Linked DNA regions of Homo sapiens: regions 1, 2, 4, 5 and 6 are each linked to region 3. A link is a loop called in an ENCODE intact Hi-C map of the cell type or tissue named here. Cell type or tissue: PC-3. All regions are shown on one strand. Each heading gives the region's core, and the rest is flanking DNA. Links, peaks and the distances in the headings are about the cores only.

Region 1 (5,220 bases), core at 766-4,765, 96 kb before region 3:
TGGTTTTCATGGTCTTAGAATTGTTTTCCACAACATATTTTACTTTAATAAAAGTCAGGATATCATTTTGAATATTTCATTCATCCATATGAGCCTGGCTTTCATCCAGGTAGCATCACACATCATTTACTTATTTAATTTTCAGTAAGCTGGTACCATAATGGTCCAACAACAACAAAAACATTGACAAAGTTACCAAGATCTTGAAAATAATGCTTCTATCACTACCTCCAGATTTCTCTTTTTTCCCTTAATTCTTAACCGTTACTTCCTTAAATAAGTTTTCCTATTCAGTGAGCAGCTGCATAAATCATTAGAAAATGGCCAGAAATACAGAAATGCCAAAAAGCCCTCTTTTTTTTTTTTTGGTCTTTATTTTAATACAATGAACACAGGTGCATCCAGTGTGGTATTTTTTATAGCAGTGGTTCTGAGCTCAAATTAAACTTCTGTCAAACCATTGAGCATCATAGAGCTTTAAAACCAAGTGGATGAAACTAGGTCTTCAGCCTCTCTGAGTTGATTAACTGCTTTCTACTACACGGGGGTTTTCTAATATTCCTGATTTTATATTACCATTTTGTGTCAGACTTAGACTTCTAATGGAAACTTTCAATTCCAAACAGAGAAAATAATAGCAACAATAATAATTTATCTTTTGGCTTTCAATGTCTTTTCACATTCTTCTCACTTGAACTTTAAAAAAATCCAGCTAGGCAAAAGGGCAAATCTTACTCTCTCCATTTTACAGAGTAAGAAATGGAACCAGAGGAATACAACCACCCGTTAACCAAAGCTACTATTAGTCTTGCTCTCATTTGTCCTCACTCTGTGTTTCCTGGATCCAAAGCTTGATTTGTTCATTTTCTTATATAGAGAGCCAGACTTGTAGTAAGTTACCCACCTGAACTCAGCAGTGTGGGGGGAGGAGGGAGAACTGTGAGCCCTTATTAAAAGTTAAATTATATAAATAGATGATATTAAAGACAAAGGTAAAGAATACTCAAAACTAGTCACTGAGGTTACTGATGCCTAATGTATTCATGTGGCAGAAATGCTATATGGTGGGGCACTGCCATGCAGTCAGTTGACCTCACGTTGGTAGCTTGACATTGGCTATGATGGGAATCTTCACACCATAAAAGTTGGGAAACATTTTAAATCAGGTAATGTTAAGTGTTTACCAACACAACACTAGGCAGGACCATGTATACCAAAGAATAGTCAAAGAAAGAGCAAAGCCTTTCTAAGCACTAATTTAGTTTGGCTGAGATGGTGAATTGGATTGAGGTGTAAACAGGGCTAGAGAGACTCTTCACAGACTTAGAGGGCTCTAGAAATTAGAAAACCCTTGGAGAATACCTGACTCAACAACCAGATTTGACCAATGAGAAAACTGAGGCCCTAGTGGTAATCTCCCCAAAACTAAACCACAAACGCATGGCAGCTAGGGCTTGAATGACACAGAAGATTTTCTTCTCTTTCACACATTGCACATGAAATGTCTGAGTAATCAAAGTTACTGTCAGTCTCACTCTCTTTTTTTCTCTATGCTTCCTAGTTCCAAAGCTGGGCTTACTAATTTTCTCATATATAGGACCAGTCTCACTGTACATCCCTAATATTGATATTGACCTAAGAAGTATTTAAATAAATGCCAGTCCCAATCCCATCCACCCCAACATAACCTGTGAGGCTTCCTAAAGTTTTCTATTTTGAATGACCCAGAATTTCCCCCATGTTATACTTCTCTCTGCTGCAGTTCTTCTATACTTTGAATTGGGCTCCTATGCCTGATGCCTCACCAGGATTCCTTACATGTTGATGTCCTTCTACTACATCTTGCAACTCTGGCACAGATCACTTGACTAAAATGAGACTGGGAATTACAATTATTTTAGATTGAGTCATTTTCCCACCATGTTGCTCTCATCCTGTCCTCCTGCTTCTCTATCTAACACCTCCCTTCCTTTCCCTTTTCTCTCAAATCTGACCAGGTACAGAACTCCTTTTTTCTCGTCTTCTGGGCTACTACATAGCCATGCTTCACTATAACATACCAAATGTGTTCCTTACACGTCGATCTTGGCAGTAGGATATACAATCAGAATTCTCATTATTCTTGACCCAAGGAGAGAGAATTGTTGATAAAATTGGCAACAACAAGGACAAACATGATTTATTTATATATTGATTTAAGAAATATGGGAAGCCTAGCCATAAAAGGCAGTATTTTATGTACTTGGCAAAAATATGAAAAATATAATAATTGAGGGCAAAGGTGTTGCTCTAAGAATTATTCTTAGAGGTGAAATTCAGAATAGTTATTTATGGACCTGGAGACCAAATAATAAAGGGGAAAGGAATTAGGAATTTTAGAAAAATATTGTTTTAGGCAAGAAGAAAGACACACAGAGGAGGTTAGCTGGGGTAGCAGTGTGCGAGGGGAGCAACAGAGGATGCGTATGAGCAGAGAATGAGGAAGGGCTATGAGGAACTTTGAAAGGGTGGAAACTTGGACTTTTGAAGGTAGGAATAGATTGGTGGAGAGATGTGGCTACAACAGAAGTTTGGAATGAACATTGGCAAAGAATCTCCTCATGGCGTGTTGGGAAAGATGGATGAAAGAGTAAGTGAGGTGAAAGGAAGGGAAATTGAGTCATAGTCCCCCAGTCCAAATATGCACTGCTGAAGGGAATTGAGCCAACAGCAAAGCTTAAAAAGAACTCATGACTGGATATCCTCAATGAGAGTGAAACCTCTTTCTTCCAGTTCCTGCTTGAAAATATAAACAACATGCAAATTCAAACAAAAAAATTCTTCCTCTGTCACGTTGAGAAACCCTCTGTTTACTTTGTTGTTGTGACTCACTTTGAGAGTATTCTTACAAGAATGCAATTTGTAGGGATGGGCAGACCTGTAGGGGGAAAAACAAGAACCTCTCTGGAATGTTTACCCATTCTTGGGACCATAGATTTTTTTTTTTTCTACAAAGGTCTCTATTCCTTTTTAAAAGACTCAGTTTAGTTTTGGAGAGGAAAAATATCTCAGATATAACAGCATAACTGGGGTGAGGTACACAAGACTTCTAAGAATCATTTTTTAAAGAAGCAATAGAAGATGCCCAATGATGTAAAACAAAAATCACTTTTCTTAATTCAAGTTTTACCCAAGTGGATACCAAGAGACAGGAAAACTTACAGGAATGGAATGATGGATGGTCATACTTGGACGTGCTAGCCCAGGAATGAAGAAGACTTAGACATGTTATAGTTAATTGTAGCTAAATGGAAGAAAAGGAGACAGGGAAAGCAAGAGGTAAATACAGGTCAAATCAAATCAAAGAATCAAAGCCCTGTGCTTCAGATGAAGTATTTTAATGATACAAATTGTCTGTGTCAGGGGCTTAAATGTGTACATTTAGGGGTACTGTCTCAAAAAAAATGAGCTTTCTTCCACAAAACTAAAATCCACATGGACAATTTTGAATCGGATGGATGAGAAAGCAAAGTAAGTTCTCCGTAAATACACAGATGCTGTTAAAGGATTGGTGCCTTTTTTTCTTGTCTTTTTTCCTTTTTTGGAGGGTGGAGGTGGGGCTAGATAATCTTGGCTTTAGAACATTTAATCCTGACATACTTTATAAGGAGCTGCATTCAGCAAAGTCTTTTGACATTCTTAATTTGCCTATCTTTGATCTCTGGAGAGATGAATCTGAGGTTATGGTGGTTCTAAAGAAAAAAACATTAATTCAATGACACATGTGTGAGAGAGGAATGAGCTAGAAATTAGGAGAGAATATGTAGTTGGGGGGTTCAGTGGCGTTTCAGCATTTCTGGGGAGTACTGTACAGTGGGGGCTCTGTGTGAAGCCTTTGAGCCAAGTGGTTGGAGACAAGGTAGATGGTATTTTAAAGGGCATCAGAACAATACTAATTAATCTGTTTTATTTTCACCTTCTGCTTAGGATTTTTTTTTTTCTGAAAGCACTTACACTTAACAAAGAAAAACCTTATTTGAGGAGCAAATACACAATCTTTCCTAACTCTTTTTAGAAGCCAAATGCAATTCAAATACACCTAGTCCTTCCTAAAATGCTTTATGTATTTTAACAAGTAAAACTAAGAAAATTGTATTTGTTAGTGCTTTATGTGAGTATGGCTGTGAAGTGTTTTCATCAAATTTGCACAGCATTTTTCTGTGACCTAATTTCACATACAGTTATGTGGCGTACAAAGAATTAACTTTAGAGACTCCCTGGGAAATACATCAAAGAGACACTGAGTCATCTTCTTGAAAAGTTTAAAGCCAAGATTGACAAGAGGCCTGGTTCAGAACAGACATGGCATTTATACTGAGGACCATGGACAGAGAACATGGTGGGTCCTCACATGGGCCCCAAATCAAGTCTCAAGAACGAAGCCTGAAATGTTGGAATTTCGGTGACAGCTGTTTCTCACTGGGCAACTTTATGATCCAGGGTAACAGCAGAGAGGGACTTACTTAAAAATAAGGATCCTTCTGTGCCTAGCAGAGAAGGCCAACTAGTATCCAGAGAAAACACTGGGAAAAACTTTGTGGTATTCAGTGGGTTACAAGATTGCCATCTGCATATATGATTTTCCTCTTCCATCTGTAGGTAAGTTATGTCCCTGGAAGAAAGCAGACCTGTCTCATGTTATTATTAGATTGATTTGTGTTCACAGTTTTATTTTCCCAATAAGATAGCAAGAGGCAATGCTTTCTAATTCTTTTATAATTCTTCATGGCACTTAGGATAGGGATAGGCATACAGCAGTTGTAAAATACATATTTTTGGTTAATAAGTTTAAATTGAAAAGTTGGGTAAGTGAATCAAAGATTCAGTTAATTCATGGTTCTGAAGGTTAGACCCGTAAATCTGTAAAAGTCTTTCAAATTGCTTTGATCATGCAATGAAAGTGAATTGCATTTCTTTTTCAGCAGAGTTTGTTTTGCAATCTGAATTTTTTGGACTTTGCTTTGAAAAGGTTGAAATGAAAGGCATGGCAGTGAATCAGCAATTTAAGAAGGTTAACAATTAGTCATAACTTTAATAGATGAGACAATTACACCATCTTTATCTTTTAAAAATAACTACATTTTTAATTAGATTTTAATCATAAAGGTCAGAGGTAGTGTAAGTTTAGAAAATCTGAAACAAAGTGTGTGTTGGCAAAACTACTTAATCTCAGATGTGTTA
Region 2 (5,220 bases), core at 416-4,415, 290 kb after region 3:
AACATACCTATATATATATGTGTGTATGTATGCTTATATACATGTATATATATGTATGTATAGACAGACACACATCTAACTATCTGGCAGATAGGAGTTATTCAGTAAATGAATATTCTCTGTTTTCTTCCATATATATTAGTAATAGCAAGGTATTTCAGAGGAATTTGAAAGCAAAAGCATTATTAGCGGTAGGATAGTAATGCTCTACTGATTATCACAATTTTAAAAAACGTCTTATGTTTTTATCTTGATATGTGGTTGATGTATGAGATCATAGTCTCCTCCTGCTCCCAAGGGAAATTGATTTCCACCTCAGGGCTGCCATTAATGAGCTGTGGGTTTTGGGGGAGTTAACCTCCTTGGTCCACTATTTCTGAACATTGATGACATGGATGTTCTTTAAATTACTTTACGGTTCTTTACAGCCACAAAATGTGCTGATTTTTCCTCGCTCTACTTGTAGCCCTGATTTTTTTGTTGTTGGCTTACAATGCTTTTATTTCATTGCCACATTGCTATGGTCTAAATGTTTCTGTCCCCTCCAAATTCCCATGTTGAAATCCTAAGCCCCCAAGGCCATGGTATCCAGAGGTGTGGCCTTTGGAAGGTGATTAGCTTATGGGGGTGGAGGCCTCATAAGAAAAATTAGTGCCCTTTTAGAAGAGGCCTGTGTGAGACCGCTCACCCCTTCTACCCTGTGGAAACACAGTGAGAAGGTGCTGCCTCTGACCCAGAAAGTAGACTCTCACCAGACAATGAATCTGCCTTGATCTTGGACTGTCAAGTCTCCAGAACTCTAAGAATTAAATTTCTGTTGTTGATAAGCCATCCAGTTTATGGCATTCTGTTATAGCAGACTGAACAGGGTTAGATACATATGTATTTTAGTGCAGTATTTTCTATTCTCATAAGTACTGTACCATCTGAATTCAGCTGGAAAGTTCCAATTTTACAATACTTTGTGCAATTTTAAAAATCTTTCTTTAATGTACAACTCACTGTGATGTACATTTTATACATCCCATGATAATAATTTGACAATTCAGTTAAAGTTATATTTGTTGAATTTAGTTTTCAGTTCTGCTATTACTGCCCTTTTCTAAAATTGGGTCTATTTTAAACAGGAAAATTGAAGCCATTTAAAAACACCACAAAATTTGATTTCAAAAAAGATAAAATATTGCTTTTACAATTGTAATGGCAGGAAGCAAGTAGCATAATGAAAAATGTAATAACCATAGTAGAACACTAAAATTCTAATGGGGACACCTTACGCTCATGACATAAACTAATAAAAGGCATCATCATACATGTTATTTTGTAAAATGCCAGAATTCTTAATCTAGGGAAGTTGGGGGAAAATGCTCATTTATGGGATGCTACTAACCCTTCATGTTATTATAAAGGAGTGCATCAGGGCCGGGCGCAGTGGCTCACGCCTGTAATCCCAGCACTCTGGGAGGCCTAGGAGGGCAGATCACGAGGTCAGGAGATCGAGACCATCCTGGCTAACATGGTGAAACCCCGTCTCTACTAAAAATACAAAAAATTAGCCAGGCATGGTGGCGGGCGCCTGTAGTCCCAGCTACTGGGGAGGCTGAGGCAGGAGAGTGGGGTGAACCGGGGAGGTAGAGCTTGCAGTGAGCCGAGATGGCGCCACAGCACTCCAGCCTGGGTGACAGTGAGAGTCTCTGTCTCAAATAAATAAATAAATAAAAAATAAAAAGAAGTGCATCTTCAGGTGGGTGATTTGTCTGACGAATGGCAAACTGTACCTGGCTAGCCTGTATTTCATTTTAACTTGGGGAAAAGGTGGTTTCTCTTGTATACCTTTCCAATGAGTGTAGCTCACCATCATTGCAACACCTAGATTCCCAGGCATCAGTGGTCTCCCAGTCTCCTGAACATGATGAGAGATGGCCTGTTCTCAATACAAAGCCATCATGAAATAAATGCAGGGCACACTGGGCTATTCTGGGTTCTTTTCCCAATATTGTGCCTGGCATGAAATGCAGAAAAACAGCAACTTTCAATGGACAAATTTGAACCTGTAGTGTAAGCCGAAGTTTCTGGAATGGTATTTTTATTCTTATATTATAAATAAATGTTAGCATGGTCATGAAATAACTAAGACTGAATGGAGAGCAACATTAGATCCATTGAACAATATAACTTTGTGTTTATCCTTCTTCAAAAGTGTAACTTATTATTTAAGTTATTACTGTTTGTTTTAAACCTTTGAATAATACATAAAATGATAGCTCTGTGGACCTGCTTGTCCTGGTGGGGCTGGAGATTGGAGGAAAAAAAAATATTAATGATGTTGCAGGCAGAAAGAAGACAAAAACTAAACAAAAGCACTTCGCCTTTTCCCCAAAGGTTGGGGTGATATTTAATTATGAAATGTCATAATTGTAGTGATAACAAGATTAATAATAACAATTATGTAAATGCCTCTGGTAATTGCAATTCTATTAGGAGGCTGAGTATTTTTGGTCACTATTGTGCCACCTTGTGGTCACAAGAGAACACATGTTTTTTCCATGAAGTAAATCCATTAAGTTTTAATTTATCCCCGACTGCTATGGAATGATATTTGGAAAAATAACTTGGAATGCTCGGTGTCAATAATACCGATAAACAAAATATAATGGACACCATTCAAGTCAGAAAATAGCAGGCACTGAAAAGCAACAAATAACATTGTTCTAAGTATAGATTCCATGTGCTAGATTTCCCCCAGCTACCTCAACATGGATTACATATTTAGAAGATAAAATTGTAGTTTCTTTAGACTGCCATTCTCAATCTACAAATATAGACATGAAACTCTGGATGACATCCGTTGAGCATCTAATAAATAATTCAACACTCTATTTATTGCAAGGGAAGGCAGCCAAAATGTAGGTATCGATTACCAATATTGTGTTAAAATAATCACGCTAATGCATGTATAGGTATAGCTTAATAAACATGATTTTAATGGCATGAGTGAATATTTGCTTTATAAATATGTATATTATAATCTCATAATTTATATGCATTTCAAAGAATCGTGATATTTGTTTAAAGGATTTTTCTGTTTTCTAAATCCTGCTTATGTCAGTATCCAGATGTGATGAACTGAGAAAGGTAGGATTAGCCACCTTCCCATAAAGTACTGTCTGCTAGAAACTAAATAATATATTTTGTAACAAATTCAGACATTTAATGGCCACCATCTTATACCATCAGTGCTTATTTGATTAAGGCTGTAGTTTTTCTTTTTAATTAAAGATAAAAATATTAAAAACAAGAAAGTCTCAATAATTCTGTCATTATAAGTAGTGTCTGTGGGTGTATGTTGCGGTGTGTGTGTGTAGAATGGGGGTGGAGGAGGGGGAGAGAGAGAGAGAGAGAGAGAAAGAAGTAGTATATAAGATAATGCATTCTCACAGATATACTGCCGTACTAGTATTGGTTTTAAGTATCTCCATCCATCTCTCTGCCTCTTTGTCTCCGTTTTCTTTGTTTCTTGACCTTATATGTATCTATTTCTCTCTTTTCTCTGATTTTTTTCTACTTATCTTACTCTCTACATATTAGTCTCTCTTTCTCTGTCTCTTTCTGTGTCTGTTTCACTCTCTCATTTAATTTAGATTGAAATCTAGGTGGTCAGGTAATCTAGATTTGAATCCTAGCCCCATGGATTACTAATGGTGTGGCCTTAGAGAAACTCCTCAGGCATCTAAGCCTCAGTTGCTTGTTAAATAGGGGTTAAAGTACTTACCTCGTAAAATTGTTCTCACAATTAAATGAAACATGACATATTGTAAAAGCCCTTAAGACAAAATCTAGCACAGAGTAAATGGCCAATATATGGTGTTTATTTTTATTTTTGTTGTCTGTGAAATATATACATTTTTAGTATTCCAATCTGTACCATCATAAGTTGCTCTAATACTGCCTTATTTATACGTATAATAAGTGACAGATGTAGCTCACAGAATTTTAAAAATGAATCTCCCATGTACCTCTTCTAACCACTTTATCAATGAATCGCTCAAAAGAAGAAGGTGTCTTTCTTATAATCATATAATTATTTAGTAGATCTGATACAGGAATTCATATCTTCTCTATCCTTACACACAGTTCATTGCAATGAATAATAATTCCCAATGTAAATCATGCCTTTTTTAGTAGTCTGTCTTTTCTTTTCTCTTTCTCTTCTTTCTTTCCTTCCTTCTTTATTCCTTTCTTCCTTTTTTCTTTCTTTGTCTTCCTTCCTTTTATATTTCTTTCTCTCTTAAATTAATGCAGCCAGTGACATAACAATTTTCAACAAGTACTCGATTTTTATAAAATTCATTAATTCATGCATTCATATATACCATGTGTCAGATCATGTGTAGACATTTTGAAGGTAATAATGAACTAAATAGAAAAAAAGATACTTCCCTCATGAAACTTAAAATACAGTGAGAGAGTGGCTAGGCGCGGTGGCTCACGCCTGTAATCCCAGCACTTTGGGAGGCCAAGGTGGGTAGATCACCTGAAGGCAGGAGTTTGAGACCAGCCTGGCCAACATGGTGAAACTCCATCTCTACTAAAAAGTACAAAGAAAATTAGCTTGGCTTGGTGGTACACGCCTGTAATCCCAGCTACTCGGGAAGCTGAGGCAGGAGAATCGCTCGAACCTGAGAGGCGGAGGTTGCAATGAGCTGAGATAGCGCCACTGCACTCCAGCCAGGGCAACAGAGTGAGACTCTGTCTTGAATATATATAAATATATATATATTGTATATATAATATATATACAATATATATAATATAAAATACAAATATACATATATATTTATATATACATAGTGGGAGAGACAGAAATTAAAGAAACAAATATATTTCCTCCTGCTAAGCCTAATGATGTTTAATTATCAATGGACCACACATACAATGGTAGTCCCATAAGGTTATAAAACCATATTTTTAATGTTTTTTTTTCTGTATCGAGATGCACAAATACTTGCCATTGTGTTGCAAACTCCTACAGTATTCAGTAGAGTAACATGCTGTATAGGTTTGTAGCCTAGAAGCAACAGGCCATATCACAGAGTATATAGTAGGCTATATCATCTATTAATAGTTTTGAGCAAGTACACTCTATGAGGTTCTCACAATGACAAAAATCACCTAATGATGCATTTCTGACAACACGTCACCATTGCTCAGCAATGTATG
Region 3 (5,220 bases), core at 827-4,826:
CCCTTTGTATGCTACTAACAACTACTAGATTTCACTGTCTGCTCCAATGTGATGTTTCAAAAATTTCTGGAGGCCACTCTGGCTTACTCTTTCAAGTAAATCTCTACTTTCATAATTTATAACTGTCTGTAGAACTTCTGGTCTTACTGATGACCCACTGCACTGCTGTCTTACCAGGGAATCGGGTGCTAACAACCGTCTAGAGACTAGTTGGAGAGAAGTTCAATGATGTTTGGACACCCTCTTAGGGTAGCCCTTGGTAAGTCCAGGTGACTTTCCCACTCCATTCCATTGCAACTTTCATTCCTAATTAACTCCATTTGGAATTGTGAAACCTCTTTTTCCTTATTCTTCTTTTTCTTCTTCTCTGTTATTCATGGACATCTGCTGCATAATCAGCTGATAGAACTGAGCCCTGTGAGGTGTTTGTTTTTATTTTGTTTTGTTATTTTATTTTGTTTTGTATTTTTTTCATAGTCAAGTACTGGACTATCAGTATCAGGAGAGTCATGGAAATGTAATAGGGATTGGGAGAAAGCCTAAAATCACAAGGTAATAAGATTAATTTCAATTATTTACATATAAATCATCAGCTTTGATCCTCTGTAAGAATAGTCCATAAACTCTGGAGCAAATGAATGATACACTACATTTTAAAGAGAGTTTGGTTTATACACATATTTTATGGACCACGTCTAATATTTAACTAGGTGAGAGCCTGAATATTGTACATTACCTGTGTCAACAAATAACTGCAAAGAGTCTGCAATGAATATCTTAATTGGGTAAAGACTCAAGTGCCTGGAGCATAACCAACACCATGCTAAAAGAAGTGAAGTCTCAGGCTGGGTGCGGTGGCTCACACCTGTAATCCCAGCACTTTGGGAGGCCAAGACAGGCGGATCATGAGATCAGAAGATCGAGACCATCCTGGCTAAAACAGTGAAACCCCGTCTCTACTAAAAACACAAAAAATTAGCTGGGTGTGGTGGCACGCACCTGTAGTCCCAGCTACTTGGGAGGCTGAGGCAGGAGAATCACTTGAACCCAGGAGGCAGAGGTTGCAGTGAGCCAAGATCACACCACTGCACTCCAGCCTGGGTGACAAAGCAAGAGCAAGACTCCATCTCAAAAAAAAAAAAAAAAAAAAAAAAAAAAAAAAAAAAAAAAAAAGAAGTCTCTGCTATTGAAAATTGAAAGATAATAATGTTCTTTGAATTATTCAAATGCATCCTTACCAGTGAATTCAAAGCATTTCTATGTTGGGACCAATGTTGTTAACAATAATAATAATAATAATAGCACAATGACTATTAGTAATCACATAAACTGATCATTAAACAATTTAAATGCATTCTTATTTAACTCTCCTGACAATCTTATGAAGTTGATGCCATTACGTCCCCATTTTAAAGATGAGAAGAGGAATTAGATCATTCACTGCAAGGTAGCACAGCTGGAAACCATCAGAGGAGTTTTAAACTAAGGCCACTGGCTCCAAAGCCTAAGATCTTTGCTACTCTGCTCTACTGCCTCTTATTCTCAACTGGCCTCTGATGGGAAACCAGAAAGGCATAGTTGCCCTCTGCTAATGGGAAAACTGAGCTTAAAGGGGCAAATACTAATTCGTTCCAAATCACCACAATTTGTGGAAAGCCTGGGTTAATATGCAATTAGAAAAAGCCAGTGTCTAAAGGACAAGAATTTTCTGTATGGTTCTTACAACCTAAAAATGGTAACTAATATCTTTTTAGGACTAATTATGTGTCAGGCACTATATATTAAGTGCCTTAACCTCAAACTCTCTTAATATTCTCAACAACCTAATGAAGTAGGTCCTATTATTAAACTCATTCCACAGACAAGAAAACTGAGGCACAGGGAGAGGAAGTAACTTGCCCAAGATCACACTGCTAGCAAGTAAGGGGACTTTGTTCCAGAGTCTGTGTGCCACTGTACCCAACTCTCTTACCTTTCCACTTGTACCTTAATCACTGAGTACCAAACCTCCTGGTGAAACTTCAGGGCTTCAAAGTCCCTTATCTTCGAATGATACAGACCAAATAAATAATGCATGAGATCAGCTAATAAGAGATCATGGAAATACTGAGTAGCAGACAAAATTGAAGACAAAATTAGTAATTTTATCATGAGAATATGACCTAATCTGGAGCTACATATGGTTCAGATTGAATTCCAAATTCATGGAAATTTGACAAATTTTTCTTTTCTTTTTCTTCCTTTTTTTTCTTTCATTGTGCAGTCTATGTTGGCAAGACAAATATTACTCACTTTGTGTGTATCTGTTTGATACTATTCCCTCTCTTTTGTTCTTTCATGCCAAATTTATAATAGAACACTGCAGGTACTCAGGCAATTTTTGAAATAATTTCAAGTAGAATTCTGAAGTGAGCATGGAAAAGACCACTGTATGTACATCCTGATGAACAGGGAAGAGACCACCATATGTTCATCCTGATGCAAAAAAAAATTTACTATTTTAACAACATTGGATCATCTAAGCTGGAAACACTGGGTGGCTGAGACTATGCAATAGACTTGGCTGATGTAACAATAACAAGCCAGGTCACAACAGCTCCATGCTTTCCAACCTTCTGGGATGACTCATTTTGTCCATATGGTTATCTAACTGACCCAGCACCATTTAATGAAATGGCTACCTTTCCCCCTCTTCACTGCAGTGCTGCCTTGTCATAAATCAGGAAGCATACATGAGTTGGTCTATATCAATGCCATTCTGTATCATTAGTCATTTTGTCTATTTGTGTGCCAATATGACATTGTCTTAATTACTGTGGTTTTATAATAGGCCTTTTGAGTGTTTATTTTCTTTACTTTTATAGCTTTGTTCAAATGGCCAAGATCTCTGTTTCAACATTGAACATAAATAGTAATAGTCTTTGCCTCATTTTTGTTGTTGGGGAAAATTTTCCATATTTTACCATTAAATATGAGGGGTTTTCTTTTTGTAGATGTGCTTATCAGTTTAAACAAGCTTTCTGCTATTCATGATTTTATAAGTTTTTAAAACCATAAACAGGTGTTAAATTTTGTCACATTTTTTCTGCATTCATTAAGATGATTGCATGATTTTCTACTGTGTTGTAAATTACATTAAGTTTTTGTAAGTAAATTACTTTAAGTTTTGAATATTACTGTTAAGTAAATCACATTAAGTTTTGAATATTAATACACTCTTGGCTACATGAAATAAGCCTTGTTTAAATGGTGTATTACTCATTTTACATATTACCGAATTCACTTTTCCAATTTTTAAAAAAAATTTTGCCTCTAAGTTTATGAGTAAGATTAGTCTGTAGTATTTCTTTTTAAAATTTTCTTTTCAGGGTATGGAATCAAGTTTTGTCCCAAGCTCTCAGAAAGGAGTTAGGAAGTACTTCCTTTATTCCCCTTAGTTTCTAAAAAAAGTTTGTATAAGATTGGTCTATTTTATTCATAAATGTATGTATGAATTCACTAGTGAATCATTCCAGATCTGGGTCATTCTCATAGGAAGGTCTTATAATTACATATTTAATTCAGATTTTTAAATTTCTTCCTTTGTCAGGTTTCATAGGTTGTGATTTTTTTTTAATTTTTAAATTTTACTTTACTGGAAATTTCACTGGCATAAAGTCATTCACAATTATCCTGTTATTATTTTTAAAAGATCTGTTGCATCTGTAGTGATGTCCCTTTTCACGTTACTGATATTGGTAGCTCATGTTTTGTATTTTCCATGTGATCTTTATGGTTTTAACCTACTTTTGCCTAGGAGTGTGTCTCTGTGTGTGTGTGTGTGTGTGCGTGTGTGTGTCAGAGATAAAGAGAGAGAGAGACAGAGAGACAGAGACAGAAAGAGGGAGAGAGTAAAAGAACGGTACCCTGCTTTGGGTTTACTGAATTTATAAGTCTGCAATTTATTCCTTTTCATCAGTCCAAAAAATATTTGCATTATTTCTTTGAATACTTCACTGGTCCATTTCTACCCTTTCCTGGAAATCCAAATACAATATGTTACAATTGAATGTCTCCCATATGAATTTTCTTCTCTTTTGTTGTTGTTGTTTCTATGCTTTACCCCCTCCATTCTTCAGCTTGAATGTTTTTCTATTGGTTTGTCTTTGAGTTCACTAATCTTTTTTGTTTTGCATTGCCTAGATTGTTCTAATGGATTCCTTGTTTCAGATAATTGCATTTTTCATTTCTAGGAGGTATATTTGATGCTTATAGCTTCAAGTTGTTTATTACATTATGCATCTTTTCATTCATTTCTTTATTTTAACCATCCTTTCCTCTGTTTTACCATAGCTATAATTGTTATTTTAATATTTTTATTTACAAATTTCACTATCTGGATAAACTGAGGTTCTACTTCTCTTGCTTAATTTTTCTTTTGACTATGAGGTAAATTATCTTGTTTCTTGGTTTTTTAAATTTAAATTTTATGACAGATTTTAAAAATCTATAAATAATGACTATAATGTCATTTTTCCCCAAGGGGAATTGTTCTTTCTTTTCTTGGGAAGATAATATGAGGGGAAGGTTTTTTTATTTCATTTATTTTATTTTATTTTATTTGAGACAGGGCCTCACTCTTTCACCCAGGCTGGAGTGCAGTGGTGTGATCTTGGCTCACTGCAACCTCCGCCTCCCAGGCTCAAGCGATCCTCCCACCTCAGCCTCCTGAGTAGCTGGGACTACAGGCATGCACTACCATGCCTGGCTAGTTTTTTGTATTTTTAGTGGAGACAGGGTCTTGCCATGCTGCCCAAGCTGGTGTCAATCTCCTGAGCTCAAGCAATCTGCCTGTTTCGGCCTCCCAAAGTGCCGGGATTACAGGCATAAGCCACAGTGGCTGGCCAGGTCATTTAAATCTAATCAGTAATTGAGCTTGGTCAGAACTGGATTGTAGTTTTAGATAGATTCAGCCCACCTCTGCTATATCGCTGATCTTCTGATTGTGATCTTGGTAGATGTGTGTCTCCTCAGACCTTAAACCCTTCAATTCAATTTTTCTGAGTTTGAGCTTAACTATTTAGCCTCCAGCCCCATGTAGCTTCAATATCTGTCAAACATCTTGAGGAAGAGATGAGCCATGGTTTAAAACAGGACCTTTTATCCTAAGTACCAAGAAATTGAGCAAAATTTTACTCTCCCTTTCAGCCCCATCCTTTTTGACTGTGGCTTTACCAGGGT
Region 4 (5,220 bases), core at 353-4,352, 78 kb before region 3:
CAGGCTGGAGTGCAGTGGCGCGATCTTGGCTCATTGCAACCTCCACCTCCCAGGTTCAAGCAATTCTCCCACCTCAGCCTCCTGAGTAGCTGGGATTACAGGCGCCCACCACCATGCCCAGCTAATTTTTGTATTTTTTTAGTAGAGACGGGCTTTCACCATATTGGCCAGGCTGGTCTCGAACTCCTGACCTTGTGATCCTCCTTCCTCGGCCTCCTGAAGTGCTGGGATTACAGGTATAAGCCACCGCGCCAGGCCTACTCTTTTTCTTCTTATTCTACTTTGTTTATTTTTGCTTCAATTTTATTTTGAACTAATTTTGACTTGGAGAAAAGTTGCAAAAATAGTAAAAAGAGAGTTCTATACCACTTATCCCACTTCCCCTTACGTTAATATCTTGCCTAACCATAGTATAATAATCATAAACAGAAAATTAATGTTGTTTCAGTAATATTAACTAAACCGAAGATTTTATTCAAATTTCACCACTTTTTCACTAATGGCCTTTCTCTGTTTTAAAATTCTGCTTTTACTTTTGGAGGCCGAGGCAGGCAGATAGCTTGAACCCAGGAGTTTGAGACCAGCCAAGACAACACAGCGTGACACTGTCTCTATGAAAAGAAAAAAGTTAGCCAGGTGTGGTGGTGTGTGTCTGTAGTCCCAGCTACTGGGGAGGCTGAGGTGGAAGGATTGCTTAAACCTGGAAAGTGAGCCGTGATCATGCTGTGATCATACCAGCCACTGCATTCCAGCCTGTGTGTCAGAGCAAGACCCTGTCTCAAAAAAAAAAAAAAAAAAAAATTAAATTAGGCCAGGCACTGTGGCTCACGCCTGTAATCCCAGCACTTTGGGAGGCCGAGGCGAGCAGATCATGAGGTCAGGAGTTCAAGACCAACCTGGCCAACATAGTGAAACCCCGTCTCTACTAAAAATACAAAAAAAAATTAGCCAGATGTGGTGGCAGGTGCCTGTAGTCACAGCTACTTGGGAGGCTGAGGCAGGAGAATCACTTGAACCCTGGAGGCAGAGGTTGCAGTGAGCCAAGATCACGCCATTGCACTCCAGCCTGGGCAATACAGCGAGACTCTGTCTCAACAACAACAACAACAACAACAACAACAACAAAATTAAATTAAAATTAAAAAGATTATGGTTTATTTTTGTCATGTCACATTACCATCAGAAATTGTATTGTTGTTTACTTTTATTTGTTAATTTTCCATTTTCTCACCAGCATATAATCTCTGTAAAGGTAACAAATTTATTTCTTGTCACTAGGCCCTCAATGTTCAGGAAATTGTCTAGCATAGAGAAGGTGCTAAATATTTGTTGAAGAAAGGAATGGATAAATGCTCCTAGAAGGCAGGGCTGATATGGCCTGCATGTTGTTTATTCATGAATTTTGAAAAGAAGCACATGCCCATGGAAGAGTTAAAAAGGGAATGATGCTGGGAAGGATAATTTTTTCCTTTTGTTAGCTGATTACTTCTCTACTATTATGGGATGCTTTCGTGTCCATCAAATATTTAGCAAAAGGTGATGAAAGGTGGGAATGTTCTAGCAGATTCTGGGTGCCTGGAATCTACCAATCAATGGTAGAATGAAATGCGAACGGTAACTCAAATTGCAACTTAAAGCATCTGCTTAAAAAGCCCCACAAAAACTTGAAGAGATTGCCAATGCAATGGAAGAAAAATGGCTTCTGGGAATAAAATGTTGTAATCTGTCTTTAGCTACTCCTATGATCAAGTGTAAAATTTGGATATCTGCATGTAAACATGTGTTGATTCACAATTAGAAAAAGAGATTCAACATTTTAAACTAACCTGATAACAATTTTTCTATAAAACACCACTTAGACAATTTTTGCTTTGTCTGAATAATGCGTACTAGCTATTGTAAGTTATCAATCTTGGAATTTTCACCCCCTCCAACAAGCTCCTCAAAACTATGATCTCTTATAATGTTGCCAAGCCTTTTCAGATGATTCTCTGGCTTAAATTTGATATTTGCTTATTATGGAGTAGAAAAAGTCATCTGAAATTTGATCATGACTTCTGGGAAATGGAGTCTTTTTCTTTTCATCTTATTTTCTGTAAGTTAAAGAAAATGGAAAACTTTCTATGTGTAAGTGATACCATTAAATGTGATTTACATTCAGAAAGACAGCTCTTGATGGTATAAACTGCGTTGGCCTTTGTACAGAAAGACACAGAGGAACAAAACAATGAGCGCCTCTCCATAAATAAGATATATCAGAGTTATAATGGATAAGTTTACTTTTCTTCACTAGGAAAACATGAATCACTTTATAAATCTCTTTTTTAAATCATATCAAATTTAAGGTTTCTTTCTCTTGGGTTAGAAGAAGAATTTTAGCTATTTCCTATGCGAAAAAGGAATTATTTGTTTAACTACTCAGTTAGTTTGTCCAGTCAGGCTTTTGTTACGTAAAGAAGGTTACCCAAAGTTAAAGTGTGAAGCAACTTGTACTATTGTTTGTGTTAGTCACGATTCTCCAGAGAAACAGAACCAATAGGATCTATGCATATCTATGAGGAGATTTCTTTTGAGAATTAACTCATGTGACTACAGAGGCCTAGAAGTCCCACCTTCTACCGTCTGCAAATTGGAGAACCAGGAGAACCAGTGGTGTAATCCAGCCTGATTTCGAAGGCCTGAGAACGTGGGGAGCCAAGGATGTAACTTTTAGTGTGAGGTCAAAGCCCTGAGAACTGGTGGGACCATTGCTATTAAGTTCCAGAGTCCAGAGACCTGAGAACCTGAAGCCCTGATTTCTGAAGTCAAGAAAAAACAACATCCCAGATGAAGATGAGAGAGAGAGAGAATTTGCCCTTCCTCTGTCTTTTGTTCTATTTGAGTCCTCAACAATTGGATGCTGCTAATTTGCATCGTTAGGGGGCAGATCTTCTTTACCCAGTCTGCTGATTGAAATGCCAATCTCACAAACATCCAGAAATAATGTTGTATTAGCTATGAGTATTTCTTAACCCAGTCAAGTTGACAAAAATCAGCCATCACATGGTTTATTCCAGTGTATTGATAGTAATGGATTGAATTCCAGTGTGTTGATTCTAATGTATTGTTCCAATGTGTTGATTCACAATAAGAAAAAGAGATTAGTTTTAAAAGAATGTGAGAAAATGCTTTACTAAACGTCACTTAATTTGATAATTTTTGCTTTGCCTGAAGAATGCATAAAAGTTATTGTAAGTTATTGAACCCATTGTTTCCACCCCCTCCAACAAGCTCCTCAGCCTTGTCTATTCGCCCATGCTTCTAAGCAGGGTGGATGTGATGGATAGGGTGGGTCAAGAGTCAATACAAATTATTGGGTTCAGTGGATTGGAGGTGGGGATTCAAGCAAATCTTTTAAAATTTTTAGGTAGGTTGTCCTTGCTAGGGGTTCCCCAAATGTTTCTGCCAAAAGAAAACCCATATTTGTTGCCCAGTTCTGTGGCTCTAAATGGCCCCAGCTTTTGGAATCAGCCTTGGTTTTGTCCTTTGTCATGTCAGCATCTATTTTTGTCTATTCAACTTTCAAAATATCTATCCAGATTCTGATGTCTTCTGCCTCTCTCCTCGCCACTTGCTCCAAGCCTGTGCTTCCAAATTTGCCCAGTGAGAAGAATCACTTGAGAAACTTATTGAATACATGAATTGCTGAGCTCCATCTCAAGCGTATTGAATCCAAATTTTTTCAAATGTTGCAAGTCTTGTATTTTTTATTTGTCTATTTTTTAAATGGATAATATTTTAAAGGACAAATTATAGTTGCTCACATTTATGGAGCAACAATACAATATTTTGATAAATGTATACAATGTGGAATGATTAAATCAAAGTTTGTAAAGGGTCCAAGGTGACCCTTGTCAAGCAAGTATGAGATTTGCAGAAATCCACTGTCATTTTTCCTACCTGGCTTGTTGCAAAAATCTTCTAATCGATCTTCCAGCTTCAGCTCTGGTCCATTTTCTAAATGGCAATCAAAGGGGTCCTAATAAAAAGCTAGGTCATTTCTGTGTAGAATGTTACTGAGATTGCATTGAATCCATAGATCACTGGGTAGTACATATATTTTAACAATGTTAATTCTTCCAGGCCAAGAACACAGATTGTCTTCCATTTATTTATATCCTCTTCAGTTTCTTTCATTAAGGTTTTACAGTTTTCATTGCAGGTTATTTTTCACATCTTTGGTTAAATTTATTTCTAGGTATCTTTTTTTGGTAGCCATCGTAAATGGAATTGCTTTCTGTTTCTTTTTCAGAGAGTTTGCTATTGGGATATAGAAATGCTACTGATTTTTGCATGTTGATTTTGTATCCTCCAACTTTACTGAATTTGTTTATTAGTTCTAACAGTTTCATAGTAGCAATTTTAGAGTTTTCTATCTGTAAGAAAATGTAGTCTGCAAACAGGAATAATTTAACTTATTCCTTTCCAACTTAGATGTCTTTTATTTCTTTCTCTTTCTCTGACTAGACCTTCCAGTACTATGTTAATAAAAGTGGTGAAAGTGGGCATCCTTGTCTTATTCCAGATCTTAGAAAAAAGCTTTCTATTTTTCCCAGTGAAGTATGATGTTCGCTGTGGGTTTGTCACATATGACCTTTATTATGCTGAGGTATATTCCTTCTATTCTGAGTTTGTTGAGAGTTTTTTTGTTTTGTTATCATGAAGGGATGTTGACATTTATCAAATGCTTTTTCTATGTCTATTGAAATGGTTGTATGAGTTTTGTCCTTGATTCTGTTAATATGATAAATCACATTTATTGATTTGTGTGTTGAACCATCCTTGCAACCATGGGATGAGTCTCACTTGCCATAGTGAATGATCTTTTACTGTGCTGTCGAATTTGTTTTGCTGGTATTTTGTCAAGGATTTTCGCACCTATATTCATCAGAGATATTGGCTTGTAGTTTTCTTTTCTGTTTTTGAGTGTGTGTGTGTGTGTGTGTGTGTGTTCTTGCTTGATTTTTGAATTCTAAAATCACCTATACCCACAAAAGACCCTGAATGACCACAGCAATTTTGAGCCAAAAGAACAAAGCTGGTGGCATCACACTACCTGACTTCAAAATATACTACAAAGGTACAGAAATAGAAACAGCATGGTACCGACATAAAAACAGATACATAGACCAATGGAACAGAATAGAGAACACAGAAATAAATCCATACACTAATAGCCAA
Region 5 (5,220 bases), core at 458-4,457, 250 kb before region 3:
TCTTTGCTTCCTTTGTCAGTAAAGAATGACTGTCCTGGAACTTGAGGTTGTTGCTAGACCCCCTTCTTAAAAAACAAACAAAAAAAACCTAAAGGTTCTATAGTTAAAGCCTCTTGGGAGGGGAAGAAGACTCACTCAGTACACAGAATGATAAAATTTTACTTGCCGAGGTAACATACATGACTTTGGACAGGTTTAAGCTCCTTTTTCATTGGAAGGAAGAGAACTTTTAGGCTTGCAGGTGCTATTTCTTTCTTCTTCCAATTTCTACAACTGGAAACTAGTCATTGTAGGGTTTTCCTTAAATAAGTCCAAGTCTACAGGAGGCAGCAGGGAGTCTATTCCACTGAAGCCTTCCTATGAGGATTGAACAGCTTCTAATTTCTTGATCATTCTAATCATCATAACCATCTGGAAGATTTCGTCATTAAACTAATAGTTGGTAATCATATTGTCCTGGCTTTCAAAATAAAACAAAACGATAAGGGCTTCTAGACAATCCAAGCAGGCTATTTGTCGAACTGCTCTATTTATCTGTGTCGATTTCATTTATATATTTCAAACACCCACTGCCTCTAAAGTATACCGAATCATGCCCTCAAGCAATTGGTCTCATCTACAAAGAATGAGCCTGACCCATGATTCTGTGCTCCTCTGTTTCTCACATTATAGTCATAAGTTAGCCCAAAGAGAGAAGCATATGATTCTTTGGATGAGATCTCTGTTATCTTTTAAGGAGATAAGAATCATAAACTCCATTCAAAGGTGACATCAGAACAATGAAGGACATTCTGAGACAGAGCGAATGACCTCATGACATTTTCCCTAGATTTTCTAACTTTTCTTCTGTTTAGTAATCAATCATTCACTGACTCTAAATGTATGGGAGGTAAAAGTTTTTCTTTACTTTCTTATATTCTGAGGGTGGGCCTGCAAGTTAAACTGACAAAGATAGATGAATGGAAGAAAATTGTACACATTGTATGTGATGTTAATATTCTTATGTGGGCAGGGTTTTCATAGAAAAGAGGTGAAAACCCCCCAAAAAGCAGGTAAACTGGAGGGCATCTATAACATTTTAGCAAAGGATGATAACCTGGGGAGAAGCGACTATGACAGAGGAAAGAGGGTTTGGGCTTCCAGGGGTGGTGAATGGTGGGAAGGTAAATTTATGAGGAAAAGCAATAATAAACAAGAGTTATTTACTAAAGTTTGCTTACACAGCACATCTTGGTGCTATCTCCATCTCCTGATAAGGGTTGTTCTCCTCTTTCTAATAGGGGAGGGTGGGGGACACCTTTGTTTAGCCTAAAGCTAAGGTTTCGCCATATACAGTGAACTGTAACTCAAGGGGCTGTGGAAATATAGACTGTAACCTATTCTTGAAACAAGTAGCCAAGTTTTAGCCAATCACAGCAGCTGAGTTTCAGCCAATCACAGGCAGCCAACTGTCTAAACTGCGTTTAAATAAGGCAGATGCTGAGCTGTAACCAATCCAGCTGTTTCTGTACCTCACTTCTATTTTTTGAACCTCACTTTCCATTTCCTGTCGATTAATGTTATCTGACCATGTGGCAGCCCAAGAGTCGCTGGGAACCTATTTTGCTTCTGGGAGCTGCTTGATTCATGAGCTTAATTAAATTGTTAAATCTAATTTGTCTAAAGTTTTTCTTTTAACACCTTCACGAGGGGAAGTTTATGCCCTGCTTTAAGCAGAGGGGGACGGCAGAGCTCTTCTGTGTCTGCTTTTTCTCAATTGCCCCCAGCTCAAAATAATTCTTATGCCGGCATATTTTGGGGTGACATATTCTGATCTCCTTCATTGGGAAGCAGTCCCTGAGTGTGAGCCTAGCAAAGACTCTCTTCTTAGAAATCCTCCCTAATTTGAAACATAGTGGTTAAAATTCAGAAGCTGGGTCTCTGTGCACGTTATCTAACTGCTTGGCACACAAAGGTTTGTCAAATAAAAGACAGGCAGGTGATGAATGCATTGAGAATTGTTGTCAATCCTACCTAAAGTTCCACAGACTTAGAGAACATGTCTTTCTACCTGACAACCATTCAGAGCAGTTTGGCTGTTCCAACTCGCGTCCTCAATTTCATCATTCAAAATCTGTGAGACCGATACTGAGCTCTCATGGAAGACTGGCTCATTTAATTGAACAATTTGGAAAACTGTTGAGTTGAGGAAATGTATACAGAAGCTAGGTGGCGCTGGCGGCCACAGGCTGCACAAGATAATCCTCTGCATGTCAGAACATGCCCTGTGCCCAAAGGACACAGCTGTGAAACCTTTCTGAAGAGTTTAGTATCAGATACAGGGAGAATGATTTGAAACAAAAGAGAAATACAGAAATTCCACAGCATCACTTTCAGACTGTCCAACATTACCCATTCCTTCTGACATAAACATGAAAACCCATAAAGCACAATTTGTATTTATCTATTTTCTAAATAAACTCCTCCTGGTCATTTGCTTTTTGAATATTCTGTTTGGTCTCTTTGGTTTTGCAATCACCACTGACTTGGAGCTCCACAGAAAAACCAGAAGTTCCAAAATAGCAATCGGAAGAGAACTTGGTTTCAGTCCCTTTTCCATTAATGCCTATTTTCCACAACCACATAACCTGTGCATTTGGAATATTTTCCCAATAGCACTGGCTTTCATAAGCTGTAGTGACTGTCAGGAAATAAAACTGCTTTGGTGGAAAGACCAGAATTATATAGCTGAGAACACAGGAATGTTAAACCAGCCTTCGAAGTCTTGCAGAATAGGAGAGAACAAAAGTGGGCTGTGTCAGTGAGGCAGGTTTAATAGAAATAGAACATTTATGAATTTCTAGTCACATCTTCTGACCAGATAATCTTCTACAGAGTCATTTAGCTTATGTATGGGAGATACGAATCTTACAAGTGGAAGATGACCATGCCTAAGTCAGAATATAATAGTCTGACAAAATTTTCTGCTTTATGTATGCTTATGGAACTTGTTTTATATATAGACATATCACATTTATATAGTCATTTAATAAATTTCATTCATTGAAAATAATACAAATGCATTACAATGAAAACAATCATTAGGTACGTACTTTTGGTTAATATTTCCAACTGTCCTGAAAGATGTGGTATAAATATATCTGTAATCCCTAGGGGTTTATTGCACAAGAAAAAAAGCAGAGCACACTGTTGATTTTTTTTTTTTTTGAGACATATTGGCTGGTAAAATGTTGATACTAATTAATTCTGAAGTGGAAACAGGCTTACAGGCTGGCAGACGGGTTATAAAATTTTTTTTTTTCCATTGGTCTCAGAATTGCTAGAATCTTTGTTTCAGCACCAGTAGCTCTGGTTTAGGTTAATATTTCTGCCTCCACTCAATACCATGTTATACACCCTCTTGCCTACTGTCAAAGGAGTTTGTTGAAGATAGTTTCTTTACCTGAGAAAGAATACCATTCTCCTTTACTCCTCTTTTACCATGTCTCCTCTTCTACCTGACCAGTGTACATATTTGTCAACTCTTTTTCCAACCTGTTAGCATGTTACTGATGGAGGGCTTCACGGAAGAAGCATGGAGTTGAGAATTTCAACTTTTACTTCTGTTACAGGAGTGGCCTTCAGCCTCACTTAGATAGAAAGGGCCACAATAAACTCAGAGGAGTAATAGGCTCAGAAATGGTGGACAACATACTCATCTTATTTATCACTGGGTTTCTGGCCCTTGATGCAGTACTTGGTATTTAGTCAGTGCTCCTTGCTAAGCTGCTTGTTTGTGTCTGCTTCCACATTCCAAAGATATGAGGATATGAGTTTGAATAGAGTATGAGATAGTTAACAAATATGAAACCAGTGGTATTGAGCACCAACAACATACAGAGCTGTATTAGAAACTGAGAATTGCAAAAAATGATATATTTGTCCATGTTTCCCAAGAGGTTACCTATTAATACATAACTACATATTTGTAAGAAGACATTATAGCATATTGCCTGTGAACCATCTGCCTCAGCTTCTAGTTGTTTCCTCTGATTCAGCTAGCCAAATGCCACAAGAAACCACAAAGCCAATTTGTGTTCTTGGATAACTGCGTGCAACACCCATTAGCTTTCTATGGGCAGGATTTGGCGCAGAGAACTCATCTGTTGCCAGTGCTCAAAAGAAAGTCAGGATTAAATAAACCTATTTCTGTATTCTTACAGGCGTGCCTATGAATCCATGAGGCTACAGTCACGATGGCATACTTGGCAAGCTCAGGGCACTGTTATCTTTTGAATTAATTTTGTGACCTGTTATAAATGCAAGTTCCCTTACTGTGTTTCAAAGGCTTTTTGCTCCCTATTCCAATGTCACAAGTTTTCTTCTATGACAAAGATCGTGTTAGCTTAATTTTTTTGCTACATTGTGATTTTTTTTGATATTGCATTATAGCTCCTTCCCCTTTTGGCATACATGCATTCATAGCTAAATTATGGAGTGACTGGGGTTTCCTTCCCTTGGCATGATTTACCTCTGGTCAGATTATTCCTTGTTGTGGGGGACTGTCTTGTGCATTGTAGGGTATTTAGTAGCATCCCTGGCCCTTGCCACTAGATGCCGCTAGAATTTCCTGCCCCTAAAATGTCTCCAGAATTTGCTAAATGTTGGGATAGGGAAGGATTGCCACCTGTCGAGGACCACTGATTTATATTAATGTAACTTTTCTGCATAAAACCATTAAATACCATTACTCAAGGGATATAAGCTGGCTAATGATTTTCTCTGCGGCATTTAGCAAAAAATCCATCTGGTGAAAATACCAGTGAAGAGGAACAGAAACAATTGTAAATCTTCAAAAATCATTCCTTGAGCAAGAAAATGCCTTGGGCTAGCCACTGCCTTCCCCATTCACCCTGACCCCCACCCCAAATACAACATTTTATTTTTAACCATCTAAGTAAGGCTGATGTTGCTGATGGATAACAGCTGCTGTATTAGTCTGTTCTCACACTGCTATGAAGAAATACCCAAGACTGGGTAATTTATAAAGAAAAGAGGTTTAATTGACTCAGTTCTGCATGGCTGCGGAGGCCTCAGGAATCTTACAATCATGGTGGAAGGCATCTCTTCACAGGGTGGCAGCAGAGAGAATGAATGCAAGCAGGGGAAATGCCAGATGCTTATAAAACCATCGGATCTCTTGAGACTCACTCATTATCACGAGAACAGCATGGGAGAAAC
Region 6 (5,220 bases), core at 736-4,735, 280 kb after region 3:
TGAGTAAAGAGTCACTTTAAACTTTATAAATCAAAGAGATATTAGGAACATTCAGAATTATTTGTGTTTTGTTTTTGTTTTACATTGTTGCTGCACTGGCAATAAGTATGTGGCACTGTTTTTATTTGTTTATGTTATTTAAATACACACCCAGACACACACACACACAGTTTTTGCTTTTTCTGGAAAATCTTTCTTTCTCTTCTCTCTCCATGAAAATTAAAACACACAAGTGAATGAAGTAATTACATAGTCCAAGATTAGAAATACAAGTAAAATATATAGGTATAGGTAGATAGAGTGCCTTTCTGTTTCTTTTCTTTTCTTTTTTCTTTTTTTGTTCTTCCTTCCTTTCTTCCCTCCTCCCCCTCATCCTTCCCTTTCTCCTTCTTTTCCCTTTTTTTTTTTTTTTTGACCTGGGAGTAATAAAGTTACTTTTTAAATGCACGTATGCAATCTTTTATTCCTCTTGTTTTATGGATAAGAGATTTGTTCAGGTCAAAAGTTGCAAAACTGTTCTGAAGCTTAATATTAGAGACCCAAGTAAGATTGTTTTTAGTCTTGCTTGAGGAATGCACACTCCATTTAAAAAATTGTGCGCTCTGTAGATTTGGATTTTACAGCAGCAATTACTTGGCTAAATTAGAGTACTGCAATCTTGTAAGTAGAAAACAGCCACCATGACAATAAACAAAAACACTTAAAAATATTTTTAGCTTGTTTTACCTACATCTAGTTTCATTTCATCTTGCTTTGCTTTGTTGACTCTGCTACCGCTGATGTTTGCCTTGTCAATATCAGAATAGGGGCATCAGTGTCCCGTGAAATACATTTTGTTGTGCTATGAGCCTCTGTAATCAAATGCTTGTACTCAGAAGAGAGTGTAAAATCAGCATTTCTATGTAACATATATCTCTAATTATCTGTGTAATTTTATAACATACTTTGACAACCCCAGTGAGTTACTTAATAATAAAGATCTTAAAATAATGCAAAAACTGTGTGCATATACCTATATTTTCAGTGGTATAAGTTCTCTTTGCTGATGTGGTCAGAATTGGGTACAGTGCACCAAAAATAAGAATGCTGCTTCATAGAAAGAGAACATAGGCAGCATTGTAAAGCATTTTTATGGGTTTTTTAACAGCTTGTACAACAGGTATATCTGAAGTAAAAATTAGTTGCTTCTGTAAGTATCACAAGCAGGTTCTATGTAAAATGGCAATTCTAGTTTCAAATGCCCTGCCAATAACGAGAAGTTGGTTGAATATTTTTTCTTATGCCATCCACTTTTTCCCCCAAAATGAAATTATTCAATGAAGTTAAATAGATTTAAAATGAATTGTGGCATCAAGGTATTGCTCTACCATGTGCTATAGTTTCTGAAGGGGGCCCTGGAGAAGTGAGTAAGACTAAGGAGAGAGAAGAAAATATTATTTTCATGTGCCACCAGATTAGTGAGTATTATCAAGTGATTGATGCATGGATTTAATCCCCACAATAACATAGTAAGGTGGATTTTTTAAATTTCCATTTCATCGACTCTCCCATCATCTTCTTTTCCCTAACAAATTCCTAATTGGAAAACAATGTGTTCGGGTTTATAAAAAAAAAAAATACAGCTGTATTTCCAGTCCCGATGCAGGTTGCTGGAGGGTAGGGTTAACTGGCATAGTTCTGGCACATAAGATGTTAGCAGGAATCTATGGGTGCGGCTTTTATGAAAGCTTTTAAGCTGACTTGGCTGGCTCATGCCCTGTTCCTCTCCCTGCTCACCTTTCTCTCCATCTGGACCTCTAACTTGGTAGCTTATGCTCTTGAAGCCACCTTGTAAGAATGCAAATCAAGGACACCCCCTACAAGGGAAAATAGAAAGGTAAGAAAGACTGCAGCCCTAGATTGCACATCTCCAGACGTCTTTTTCATAAGTGAAAATAAATATGATTTCTAATTGACACAGCAATATATCTAAGGGAAATTATCCAGGAAACAAGCCTGGTTTAAAAAAAAAAAAAACGATGCACAGCTTAGGTCCAACTTGTACTTGTCCATGACAGTTGATGGAGTTGATCACTGTGGAAACAGCTAGCTTTCTTTCTTGCTTTTTTCTTTCTTTCTTTCTTTTTTTTTTTTTTTTGAGACAGTCTTGCTCTGTTGCCCAGGCTAGAGTGCAGTGTCATGATCTCAGCTCACTGCAACCTCTGCCTCCTAGGTTCAAGCCATTGTCCTGCCTCAGCCTCCCCAGTAGCTGGGATTACAGGCCTGCACCACACCCAGCTAATTTTTGTATTTTTAGTAGAGACAGCGTTTCACCATGTTGGCCAGGCTGGTCTCGAACTCCTGACCTCATACTTTCAAAGGAGTTGAGGACATGCCACTATCGTAAGACACACACACAAAGGATTGCTTTTGGCCTGGAAATCCCTCTGAGATGCTGGTGGTGGAGTGACCTTGATAAAAGGATTAACCAGGCCCACTGCTCTTTTGCTTCTTTCTTCCCCCCAACATAAAATCCACAGAAACCTGGATAAAGCAGGCACTGTACAACTTGGGCAAAAAATAAAACTGCTAATACTGTCTCAGACCCTCTATCCCTCACCAAGACCAAACTTCATCCATTTAGAATATTTGAGAGGATTTTTAATACACACAAAGGAATCCAGATTTTTCTTTAAATATTTGTATTTCATCATTTCTGAGTGGGCCAGGACATGTGCTGAGTGGATTCTCTGGGCCACTTTTATGTAAATTTTTAGGCACCAGATTCTACTCAGTTTAATATATTCTATCTATTAGTCTCATCAGTTACAAGCCTTGATTCTTCTGTTCTGAATGTTCTGTAAGGCGTGTGCAAAGTCCTGTGTCTTTTAAGGTAAGACTTGCCTGTGGATATCTAGAAACCACGCCTATTCACCCTGCGTACTCTATAAATCACAAAGCCCTGACTCAATTCTAAAATCAGCGTGGCCTCTCTCTCTCTCTCACTTTCATTTTTAAAGGAGCAGTATGACCCAGGCTCCCGAGAAGAGAGCTTCTGGCTCCACATGCAAAATGCAAGTTAGTGTTAACACAGAACACACAGATTATGCAGCAGGGAAGCACTTGGTAAATTCCTTTCAAATGTTCCCCTAGATAGGAGGTCTTTGAAAGCAAAAACTAGTAACCGAGATTCAGTCCAGATAAATCTGTGGGCAGACAGCAAGTGAGGTCCCCTAGAAGGGGCATTTTCCTAAAAAGACATAATCATAATGCTGCCCAGAAACCATCATTGGTCTGCATTACTTTGTACCTTTTCTTCAATCAGAAAAACCTTATCTACCAGTAAATTCCCAAGTGTTTTCTTTCACTGCTCTTGGTTTCCTAAAGCAACTGAACGCACTCCTCTTATGACTATGCGGTTGGGTCATGAGATTTGGCTTGGAGTAAGCAGCCTCTTGCCTCATCCTGCCACCCTGTGCTTCTTTCCTTGGAAATGTCCAAGCTTGTGGTTTGGGATTCTCTGTGCAGAGTTTTGAGACTTATGTCGACACCTCTACATGTTTTGAAATTCAATAGATTGAGTTGCTGAGCACCTAGCAGGGATGGTAGAAAAAACAAAAATAGAATGAATAAAATAAACTATGGCCTTTTCCTGTTGGGTCTCATTGATTTATTCTACTTTGTAAATATTGTAACGTAAAAGGATACCATGTCCAGGGTCTGTCTGCTGTCCCAAGAAAAAGCAGCTGGACTGAGCTGGAGAGTCTTCCAAATAAATAAGACAATCTGTGCTGGGTAATCACTCATCTCAGGCCTGGAGTGGAAACTCTGGGGACGCTTCAGGCTGCAGAGAAACAGGTTAATTATTTAAAGTATTTCAGCAAGCCTGATGGATGAAAACTCAAACAAATAGATTAAGTCTTGCTAAATTACATAGCCAAAGAATGCTGGTTTTTGTTTTTTTTTTTTTTTTCCTCTATGCTATCATTTACCACAGGGGCCAATGAAAGGTCTTTAATCACTGTCTAAGTAACCTGAACTTGAGACAGAAAGGGCCCCTGGAGATTTAGTCACTGTGAAAACTTCTTTACAGCAAGTTATCAGAAATCTTCAACTTTCCACATAAAATACTTCAGTCACATGCGATACTCACTGTGGTTAAATGCCCTTTATTTGAATTAGAAGCACATGTTGAAGATCAATTATTTATTGTGCTGCTGGTTGATTCTTTCTGACACTAGTTGGCCTGGGGAAGGGAGGCTAGTCATAGGGGCCGGGTTAAGGACAGAGCTAGCCTCTGCTAGCCGCCAATTCCAGAACCAAAGATTTTTAGGATATCAGGAGGACATCAGATCCCTTTTTATGTAGGAGGAAACCTCCAACTCGGGAGTTATCTGCCTAAAGAGTGACAGACATGGAGGGACGGAAGAAGAAAACACAATTACCAATGGCCAACCTGGGGCAATAAGCAGACCTGATGCTGCCCAAAGTTGAAGTATTGCTATTTTTTAATCAGTAAATAGCGCAAATGATCATTTCGAGACCCTTTGTTAAATAGCAAGCTAGTATTTTCTAGAAGTGCTATTGATCATTAAGTATTTAAAGAAGTGGCCGGGCACGGTGGCTCAGCCTGTAATCCTAGCACTTTGGGAGGCTGAGGCGGGTGGATGACCTGAGGTCAGGAGTTTGAGACCAGCCTGGCCAACGTGGTGAAACCCTGTCTCTACTAAAAAATACAAAATTAGCTGGACGTGGTGGCACGCACCTGTAATTCCAGCCACCTGGGAGGCTAAGGCAGGAGAATCGCTGGAACCCGGGAAGCGGAGGCTGCAGTGAGCCGAGACCATGCCGCTGCACTCCGGCCTGGGTGAGACTCTGTCTCAAAAGGAAAAAAAAAAAAAGTATTTGGAGAAGCTGGGAAAACAAAGGTAAAAAAAAAGAAATGTGGGAGGCAGCTGGTAAGAGTCATGATAAAGGAAGATAAACTTCTTCAAAATGTGCACAAACAACGATTGAATAAAAAAAAAAAAGCTCACACCTTTTCAGGGAAATGCTAATGTACAGTGAGGCACACCTATGTACACTGATTTATTGCCACCAAACCTTTTACCTTGGAAGCAGAAATGTTTAGTCTTTTGGCAGGGCCGGCCTTAAAGCATAAGCAAACACAAGGAGCAACAGGTTTTTTTGGGTTTTTTTTGGTTTTGTTTTTTTTGGGAGCAACAGGGTTTTTTTTTGTTG

The links. A loop is a pair of places that touch in the nucleus more often than their neighbours do. Peaks named below come from ENCODE experiments on the same cell type or tissue, not always from the same donor. Only the 100,000 strongest peaks of a DNase experiment are listed, where the experiment ranks them.
Region 1: a loop joins it to region 3, with 9 times the contacts of the local background. A loop is called at or near these places in 3 of 110 quality-filtered maps.
Region 2: it touches region 3 in a loop (5-fold over the local background); 2 of 110 quality-filtered maps call a loop at or near these places.
Region 4: a loop joins it to region 3, with 10 times the contacts of the local background. A loop is called at or near these places in 3 of 110 quality-filtered maps.
Region 5: it touches region 3 in a loop (9-fold over the local background); 4 of 110 quality-filtered maps call a loop at or near these places.
Region 6: it touches region 3 in a loop (5-fold over the local background); 2 of 110 quality-filtered maps call a loop at or near these places.

Annotation. Positions count from the first base shown.
Region 1 is chr17:69,759,345-69,764,564 of GRCh38, forward strand. The region is part of intron 3 of LINC01483 (long intergenic non-protein coding RNA 1483); the gene reads left to right. Among named protein-coding and RNA genes, the nearest start is that of LINC01483, 170 kb to the left of the region's middle. RefSeq lists an enhancer at 2,233-3,432. In PC-3, for the core only: no CTCF peak of the experiment used is centred there; a DNase peak (open chromatin) is centred at 2,717; H3K4me3 peaks cover 495 bases; H3K27ac peaks cover 2,014 bases.
Region 2 is chr17:70,141,913-70,147,132 of GRCh38, forward strand. The region is part of intron 3 of LOC105371882 (a long non-coding RNA gene); the gene reads right to left. Among named protein-coding and RNA genes, the nearest start is that of KCNJ2-AS1, 25 kb to the right of the region's middle. In PC-3, for the core only: CTCF peaks have their summits at 2,508 (motif pointing left) and 2,712; a DNase peak (open chromatin) is centred at 2,529.
Region 3 is chr17:69,854,958-69,860,177 of GRCh38, forward strand. The region is part of intron 4 of LINC01483 (long intergenic non-protein coding RNA 1483); the gene reads left to right. Among named protein-coding and RNA genes, the nearest start is that of LINC01497, 100 kb to the right of the region's middle. In PC-3, for the core only: no CTCF peak of the experiment used is centred there; a DNase peak (open chromatin) is centred at 2,674; H3K27ac peaks cover 820 bases.
Region 4 is chr17:69,777,353-69,782,572 of GRCh38, forward strand. All of the region lies in intron 3 of LINC01483 (long intergenic non-protein coding RNA 1483), which reads left to right. Among named protein-coding and RNA genes, the nearest start is that of LINC01497, 180 kb to the right of the region's middle. In PC-3, for the core only: no CTCF peak of the experiment used is centred there; a DNase peak (open chromatin) is centred at 2,469; H3K27ac peaks cover 1,745 bases.
Region 5 is chr17:69,605,124-69,610,343 of GRCh38, forward strand. The region is part of intron 2 of LINC01483 (long intergenic non-protein coding RNA 1483); the gene reads left to right. Among named protein-coding and RNA genes, the nearest start is that of LINC01483, 14 kb to the left of the region's middle. RefSeq lists enhancers at 1,815-3,014, 2,090-2,359. In PC-3, for the core only: a CTCF peak has its summit at 2,208; DNase peaks (open chromatin) are centred at 2,218, 3,758 and 3,998; H3K4me3 peaks cover 405 bases; H3K27ac peaks cover 1,309 bases.
Region 6 is chr17:70,134,611-70,139,830 of GRCh38, forward strand. It overlaps KCNJ16 (potassium inwardly rectifying channel subfamily J member 16), which reads left to right. Exons shown (of 4, transcript NM_170741.4): 4 at 1-998. It overlaps LOC105371882 (a long non-coding RNA gene), which reads right to left. Exons shown (of 4, transcript XR_934953.3): 4 at 3,627-3,823. Among named protein-coding and RNA genes, the nearest start is that of KCNJ2-AS1, 32 kb to the right of the region's middle. In PC-3, for the core only: no CTCF peak of the experiment used is centred there; DNase peaks (open chromatin) are centred at 2,931 and 3,421; H3K4me3 peaks cover 1,031 bases; H3K27ac peaks cover 413 bases.